2 separate regions of the Homo sapiens genome follow, and region 2 is linked to region 1. A link is an interaction called in ENCODE POLR2A ChIA-PET data of the cell type or tissue named here. Cell type or tissue: OCI-LY7. All regions are shown on one strand. Each heading gives the region's core, and the rest is flanking DNA. Links, peaks and the distances in the headings are about the cores only. Region 1 overlaps PPP4R3A (protein phosphatase 4 regulatory subunit 3A). Region 2 overlaps CCDC88C (coiled-coil domain containing 88C).

Region 1 (4,380 bases), core at 368-4,367:
GCTACTTGGGAGGCTAAGGTAGGAGGATTACTTGAGCCTAAGAGTTTGAGGCTGCAGTGAGCTATGATCGTGGCACTGCACTCCAGCCTGGGTGACAGCAAGACCTTGTCTCTAAATAAACAAACTTTTCAAAGTGAAATACTTCCCCTTGTACCGACACTGAGCTCTTCTTGATAAATATACAGAATGCTTGGCATATACAAGATTCTATACTACTGACTGATCTGTTCATTTCTCTCACAGCTCTTACCCCCAAAAGCTTTTCCACCCTAAGTGTTCTGACCTCCTTTTCTAATCACAGTAGGGATAGAGGCAGACCCACCTACAATGAACATGGAGTTCTATCAAGAGGCAGAAACAGCACAGAATCCCAGTTTTACCATTCGCTAGCAGTGCTGCCTTGAACAAAAACATTTCTCCATGTCTCATTTTCTTCATGCCTCAAGTAACAGTGAGAATTTAACCTGTTTAACTCTAAGATATGAGTCAGAGAACAGATAAAACTATTTTGAAATGTAAAGAATACTTTATAAAATTCAAGGTAAAAACTCAATGTAAGCACACTATTCTGGATGCCTTGGCAAGTACTTCGTAATAAGGAGCACAAATATGATTATGGCCAAAGACACTCTTCAGTGTGTGGAGGAATTCCAACTCCCTTACATTTCTTTCTTTTTTAAATTTTTTGTTTTTAGAAATAGGGTCTCATTCTGTCACCCAGGCTGGAGTGCAGTAGCATGACCAAAGTTCATGGCAGCCTCAAACTCCTGGGCTCAAGCAATTCTCTGGCTTCAGCCTCCTGAGTAGCTAAGACTACAAGTATGTGCCACATGCCCAGCTAATTTTCTAAACTTTTTGTGGAGACAGGGTCTTGCTATGTTGCCCAGGCAGGTATCGAACTTCTGGCCTTGAGCAATCCTCCCCCACCTTGGCTTCCCAAAGTGCTAGGATTACAGATGTGGGCCACTGTGCCCGAGCTACATTTTTTTTTTTTCTGAGACAGGGTCTTGCTTCATCAGCCAGGCTGGAGTAGTGGCTCAGTCACAGCTCACTGTAGCCTCGACCTCTGGGCTCAAGCAATCCTCCTGCCTCAGCCCCAAGCAGCCGGGACTACAGGTGTTTAACACCACACATGGCTAATTTAGAAATTTTTATTTTGTAGAGATGGGGGGTCTCACTTTGTTCCCCAGCCTTGCATTTATCAACTGTAAAACTGGCAGGTGGATATGGTAAAAATCATAATGGTGAAAAGTAGTACAAAGGGGCAGAGGGAGAGAGAGTATCAGGAAGAATAGCTAATGGATGCTGGGCTTAATACCTAGGTGATGGGTTGATCTGTGCAGCAAACCACCATGGCACACATTTACCTATGTAACAAACCTGCACACGTACCCGGGAATTTAAAATAAAAGTTGAAGAAAAAACAAAAGAAAGAAAAGTAGTATAATGATTTCACCACAAAGGGAGAGCATAAGCAAGGTATGAAATTATTATCCTTACTTCAAGTTAACAGACACAGCATACACTGAAAGAATTAAAAATAAAAACAAAATAATCTGAAATGGAAGATGGAACTTTGCAGGTATACGGCTATCATAAAAACTGAGAGAAATAAGGTAATCTATCTTCCTTAAAGAAAAGCATGGGCCAGGTGCGGTGTAATCCCAGCACTTTAGGCGGCCAAGTGGGAAAGATCACTTCACATCTGGAGATCGAGACCATTCTGGGCAATACAGTGAGAACCTTTGAAAAAATTCAAAAATTGGACCAGGCATGGTGGCTCATGCCTGAGCCCAGGAGTTCGAGACCAGCCTGGGCGACAAAGTAAGACCCACCCCCTTCCATCTCTTAAAAAAAAGAAAAAAAAAATTTTTTTTTAATTACCCAGGCACAGTGGTGTGCACCTGTAATCCCAGCTAGGTGGGAAGATCAACTGAGCCCAGAAGTTTGAGGTTACAGTGAGCTATGATCCTGCCACTGCACTACAGCATGGGCAACAGAGCTCTTAAAAATTAAAAAAAAAAAAAAAAGAAAAGAAAAGAAAAGAAAAAGAGCAGGGTGCGGTGGCTCACCTGAGGTCAGGAGTTCGAGATCGGCCTGGCCAACATGGTGAAACCTCGTCTCTACTAAAAACACAGAAATTCACCAGGCGTGGTGGCAGGCACCTGTAATGTCAGCTACTCGTAAGGCTGAGGCGGGAGAATCGCTTGAACCCGGGAAGCGGAGGTTGCAGTGAGCCGAGATTGTGCCATTGCACTCCGGCCTAAGTGACAAGAGCGAAACACTGACTCAAAAAAAAAAAAAGAAAACAAAAAACAAAAGGGACGTGTTCTTACAACCTATTTTGCCAGCAGAAACCTACTGGATAAAGATGCAATCCAAGAAATGGGCCCAGAAGCTTAGTGGGACATCCCTTTTCCTCTAAAGCAAGGTAGGTTGAGTGCCAAGTTACTCGGTTTTGGAAGGGAAGGCATACAGTACTTACCATGACAGATCTGCTCTGTAACATGAAGGCCACAAGTACTTCCATTTAGAAATTCTCTTCTGTGATTTTTAGACGAGCATATAAGCTCCCCTAACAAGAACTGAGCCTACAGTTGAGATAGCATTATTATAGCTTCCCCGTCCACAAATATAGACCCAATAATGAGAGAATTTTAAAACTACCCAGCCTTTCTATACCCATGCTAACACTATATACATTATAAAATTCCCAAACGCTTTGTCATTACTAAGTAGTGTGTACAGTTTAAAATGAATTGCCTGAATTTGAATCCCAACTCATACCATCTTAATAGATGAATGACTTTGGACATGTTGTCATCCTTTCTGAGAGAACTTATTAAAAAAAAGAAACGCGGCCGGGTGTGGTGGCTCACGCCTGTAATCCCAGCACTTTGGGAGGCTGAGGAGGGCGGATCACCTGATGTCAGCAGTTCAAGACCAGCCTGGCCAACATGGTGAAACCGTGTCCCTACTAAAAACACAAAAATTAGCCATGCATGATGGCAGACGCCTGTAATCCCAGGCTTGAGGCTTGAAGCATGAGAATCCCTTGAACCTGGAAGGTGGAGGTTGCAGTGAGCCAAGATGATGCTACTGCACTCCAGCCAGGATGACAGAGATTCTGCCTAAAAAAAAAAAAAAAACACACACCATTTATTTCACAGGTATGCAAAAGCCCCTATCACACTATCTCTAGCACTGACCACCAAATTAGCTGATAGCCTATTTCTAAGGTGGATGATTAACACATCACAAAAACTTAATTTTACAGACAATAAATACTTGAAAAGTGTTAAGAATCAAATATTTATTTTGTTCTAAAGAAATAATCTGAAAATCAAAAGTTTTTTTGGGGAAAAGCTACAAGTAATTTAGAAAAGAAAAACTTCAACACAATAATGACTAGGTCTAGCCCAAGTATGGAAAAGCGCAATAATTTTAAGTTTCTATTGGACAAATGACTCAATTTATGGAAAATCAGAAATACTTTCCATTTTGCTCATGACAACAAAAAGAAAATATCAATTATCCTATGATGGAGAATGGAGCAAGCACACAATAATGGCTGACCCCAACTGGCAGTCAACACAAAAACATCCATGTAAAGCTTGTAGATAAACTATAATTGAAATTTTTTTTTTTTTTGAGACGGAGTCTCGCTTTGTCACCCAGACTGGAGTGCAGTGGTGCTGATCTTGGCTCACTGCAAGCTCCGCCTCCTGTGTTCACACCATTCTCCTGCCTCAGCCTCCTGAGCAGCTGGGACTACAGGCGCCCGCCACCACACCTGGCTACATTTTTGTATGTTTTTAGTAGAGACAGGGTTTCACCATATTAGCCAGGATGGTCTCGATCTCCTGACCTTGTGATCTGCCCGCCTTGGCCTCCCTAAGTGATGGGATTACAGGCATGAGCCATTGTGCCCGGCCGAAAATATCTTTAGGCTAAAAGTAATTTTCATTTTCTTTGAAATAAACCTTCAGGCTAATAAAGCAGCAAATGCAAGTAGACAGTAACATGGGAGTTTAATATGGTTAATAGCACTAAATCAGACACTGTTGTAAGAATTACGTAAGTCAATATAAGTAAACTGCTAAAAGAGTTTGGCACATAGTAGGTAGTCAGTAAATTTTGACTTATTATCCCTATTTAGATGTGACAAGAAATGTTAATCATCGACTAAAGATTACTGACAGTATTTCACAAGTATCCTGGAATTTTTTCTAAGTCCATGGTGTGTGTGTATGTGTGTTTGTGTGTGACAGGGTCTCCCTCTGTCACCCAGTGCAGTGGCATGATCACAGCTCACTGCAGCCTCCACCTCCTAGGCTCAAGTGACCCTCCCACCTCAGCCTCCAGAGCAGATAGGACTAC
Region 2 (4,394 bases), core at 325-4,324, 93 kb before region 1:
TTTTTTTGAGACGGAGTCTTGCTCTTTTGCCCAGACTGGAGGGCAGTGGCACGATCTCAGCTCACTGCAACCTTCACCTCCTGGGTTCCAGCGATTCTCCCACCTCAGCCTCCCAAGTAGCTGGGATTATAGGTGCATGCCACCACGCCCAGCTAATTTTTGTATTTTTAGTAAAGACAGGGTTTCACCATGTTGGCCAGGCTGGTCTCGAACTCTTGACCTCAAGTGACACCCGCCTTGGCCTCCCAAAGTGCCGGGATTACAGGTGTGAGCCACTGTGCCAGGCCAAAATGGTACATTTTCTGACTTAATTCGCCAATAAAATCATAATGTTCCATTAAACACAGGTCTCCCTCTGTCATGCGAATTGGTCTTGGGCTGGTCCTCCCTGTGATTTACAAATTCCAGGGACAAAAATCCTATCTTGAGAAACTGGCATAAACAATCTATGGCACTCTATGGTGTACAATGCACCCTGTAAGAAATGCTAAGAGACACAATTAATTCATGTGGGGAATCCCCGAAGTGTCATTTATTTTCCAACCTCAGGCAAAAGTTGGGTCTGGCTGTGATGAAACTAGAAATCTACATCAAGTGATGTATCATGTCCCTCCCTCATCTATATACAGGACATTTCTCAAAATGCTCAGTGTCAGAAAACGTTCCCCATTAGACAAGAGCACTCAGCATTACTGAGTTCGCTTCCACCCTTCCACAGACTGTGCGCTGCTTTTCATAACAAAGGCCTCCCTTCCATCTGACAGTCCCAAGACACCGCAAAGGATGGCTAATTCAAAGGAGAGCCTGTCTTCACAGTTTCTTCTGTTATCCAGACCCCGTGATGAAGGTGCTGAGCCTCTTGGGGGTTAGTGTGGGGAGTTAAGGAAATCAATCTCAATGCCATCTGGCTCATTCAAAGCCAATAATTAGTAGAAAATTGACAAAGGAAAAAAAAACCCTACAAATCGAAAACGTTTCAAATGTTTCTGGAAGTACAGTGATGGAGTGTGGCCAAGTCATTTACATGTTACATGTTTCTCTTGGAGTCATGCATAACTGAGAAAATAAAGGTTAAGAGTTCTGTGGAAATTAATTCAGGAAAAGAAGAGGCATTCAGAATTTAAACTGCAAAGGCATTTTTAGCTACAGAAGTGTTCCTGGCAGCATAAAGTAATTTATCTTAAAGGTACAATTCCCCTCCCTTTACTGTAGATACCTTAAAAGATGAAAATCAATTTCACAGTGACAAATGCACTTCTTAAAATAGCAGAACTCAGAGAACATGCAGCGCTTTTTCTGTTTTGTTTCTTCTTTCTTTGGTCTTTGTCATTGTAGACCCATCTTTCATTGAAGTCAGACGGGACCACCCCAGGAGTGGCCAGGAGCCGAAAGCCTCAGTATACATCGTGGACATCTCCAGCACGTGCAAAGGCATAGCATACACTCAGGGTCGGGAACCTGGGAGTCCCCTCACATCACAGCATAGAAGCCTCTGACCATCCCTGCTATTGTTCTCCCCAGTTCTTGCAAGAAATAGCTCACTGAAACAACTCTAAAAGAACCCTGACATTTACTGTATGAGTAATTAAGCTACTTACCGTGATTATTACGACTCCCTCCTTTAACTAAGCCTCTCTGGGTAGAGAGCTATCAGGACACTAATCAAAACAAAAGCCTCAACTACAGTTAAGGCAGGCACATCTCAATCTCCACTCTGCCCAGCACCCCCGTAACTCCCACCTTTCCATGCTGTACAAAATGGGAATCAAGAGACATGGGTTCTAGCCCAGGTCCCAAGCCCAGCCAAAGCTCACTGGGCTTCAGTGTTCTCATCTGCAAAATGGCTACAGGATCCTTCCGGCCTTCAAAGTCTATATGGTTCCATGAAGCCTACATCTGCAGTAGCAAACGTGGACTGTACTTGCTTCTGTACCACAGGAAGATGTTATTATAACCGCTAAACAACTGCACTTCCCCAAAAGTTGTCATTCAGAACAACAATCATCTTTATATGATAGTCCTAAAACTTAAAAGGCCAACACTCTAGTATCAGGATCTCAGAGGACACGACATAAATATGGTAGCTGGTCGGAACTTGGAGAGTTCCAAGAGTTCCAAGTCTAAAGTGTGGGCCCCCAGGGATTCCTTTTCATAAAAACTTCCAACTAGAAAAAAAGAAACTGGCCAAGCACGATGGCTCATGCCTGTAACCCCAGCACTTTGGGAGGCCGAGGTGAGAGGATCACTTGAGGTCAGGAGTTCGAGACCAGCCTGGCCAACATGGTGAAACCCTGTCTCCACTAAAAATACAAAAATTAGCCAGACATGGTGGCATGCGCCTGTAATCCTAGCTAATCGGGAGGCTGAGGCAGGAGAATCACCTGAACCTGGGAGGCAGAGGTTGCAATGAGCAGAGATCAAGCCACTACACTCCAGCCTGTGCAACAGAGTGAGACTCCATCTCAAAAAAAAAAAAAAAGGAAGAAGAAAGATAACCAATTCTTGCTAGAATTTTAAAAAGAGTTATAATTTAGGCTTACAGTAACCTTGCCCCCCTCCTTTGGGAAAGCCAGCCCCCAACTTTTGGTCATATTCCAAAAACTTCCTAAATTTAAAGCTAAATCAAGAAACTATGTATTGACACAGAGAGATATCCCTAATTTATCACAGGTTAAAAAACATGCTAAATGTTTTTATATATGTTTAATGTATTTTTATACAAATATGGACCCATGCTAAAAAACAATAGCAAGAGTCCATATTTGTATAAAAATATTAATACATTAAGGACACGTATTAATATATATCATAGATAACATTCGGAAGGCACTAGAATATTGACATTGCTACCTCCACATGGTAAAATCACAGGCAAGTTTTATTTTGCTCATCTGTATATATTCCTATTCTCCTAAGATGAACATAGTTTGTGTATTTTTTTCTTTTTTTTTTTTTGAGATGGAGTCTGGCTCTGTTGCCCAGGCTGGGTGCAGTGGCACAATCTTGGCTCACTGCAAGCTCTGCCTCCCGGGTTCATGCCATTCTCCCGCCTCAGCCTCCTCAGTAGCTGGGACTACAGGCGCCCGCCACCACGCCTGGCTAATTTTTTTGTATTTTTAGTAGAGACGGGGTTTCACTGTGTTAGCCAGGATGGTCTCGATCTCCTGACCTTGTGATCCGCCCACCTCAGCCTCCCAAAGTGCTGGCATTACAGGCGTGAGCCACCGTGCCCAGCCTGTTTGTATAATTTTTAAGGACTCAAAGCCCCCATGTGTCATATACTGCAGCCAAAAGATGGAAATTACTTAAGTTCATAGGTAAAAATTGTTTTTTCCCAAGATTTTTGCGCCAATACAAATTCATTCAACCAACAAGTAAAATTTCCCCTTTTATCCTAAGCTTCTACATCTGCAAAAGGGAAACATAAACTCTCCTTCAAGTGCACTGGGGTAAAAGTTATCCTTCAAATGCTTTTTGGGAGGTAAAGAAACTCTCCTATTTCCCCGAGGATGTTTCTAACCTATGAATAATTAACACAGTATCCTGAATTTTGCAGCTAGCACCAGGGGTCACAAGCAGCCTGAACAAATATGGTTGAACTTAAAGGGCACAAGCTCTCAGCCCTAGTACCAAGTTCCAACTTTAGCCACTGCGTCAAACCGGATGGTTTACTCTCACAAGTAGAGATGTACAGCACTAAGGGCATGGGTACACGTACGTATGTCCACACACAAACTCAGATCTGGGCCTCATCTGCACAATGATAGACATATGTTAGGCTTGTTCTATATACATAGTTTTATTTAAATCTCCCCCAAATTGGTAAAATACCATCCCCTTATTACAGATCAGGAAATCAAGGCTTAGAGAGTTTCAGTCATTTGCCCAACATAATAACACTAGGAAGTGGCAGAGTGGGGATTTGAACTTGTCTGCCTGATGCTAGGGTTAAGGCTCTTAAATAATTTTCCTACAAGAGAATGAAAAACGTGTCCAAAGTTAACCAGAGCAAACTTTGTTTTCTCTTGGGTGCTGGTAGGTACCCAAGACACTGTGTTGACAGAGGGGCTATTGAGCAGGCATTCCCAGGCCTCTCCATCCAGGCCACTCAAAGCCTCAGTTTCATTCATGAATTCTCCTAGCCCTGGGCCTCCCCAGAAAGCTGAACCTGTGGGGCTTCCCTGCTTCCAGGTGCTGATGTCACCAGGAGACCAGGGCCGAGAGACTACTAACAGCCTTCTCCGGTTGCCGGAGACAATGGCCAGGTGCAGTCACGTGACCCCCAGCCAACCTCCACAAGGCTCCCAGGTGTTAGGTAACAGCCTCTTATCTGAGCTCTGTTAGCAGTACTGCTCAACGCGATTTCTTCAGGTCCTACAAACTTGGGGTGAAGG

The links. ChIA-PET counts read pairs that join two places held together with the same protein. Peaks named below come from ENCODE experiments on the same cell type or tissue, not always from the same donor. Only the 100,000 strongest peaks of a DNase experiment are listed, where the experiment ranks them.
Region 2: POLR2A ChIA-PET joins it to region 1 with 5 read pairs; 4 of 35 experiments call an interaction of 5 or more read pairs at or near these places.

What each region holds. Positions count from the first base shown.
Region 1 is chr14:91,502,312-91,506,691 of GRCh38, forward strand. All of the region lies in intron 1 of PPP4R3A (protein phosphatase 4 regulatory subunit 3A), which reads right to left. Among named protein-coding and RNA genes, the nearest start is that of PPP4R3A, 5.8 kb to the right of the region's middle. In OCI-LY7, for the core only: no CTCF peak of the experiment used is centred there; no DNase peak of the experiment used is centred there; H3K4me3 peaks cover 829 bases.
Region 2 is chr14:91,409,499-91,413,892 of GRCh38, forward strand. The region is part of intron 2 of CCDC88C (coiled-coil domain containing 88C); the gene reads right to left. Among named protein-coding and RNA genes, the nearest start is that of CCDC88C, 6.1 kb to the right of the region's middle. RefSeq lists enhancers at 709-838, 1,410-1,489. In OCI-LY7, for the core only: no CTCF peak of the experiment used is centred there; DNase peaks (open chromatin) are centred at 1,913, 3,657 and 4,253; H3K4me3 peaks cover 3,658 bases; H3K27ac peaks cover 3,484 bases.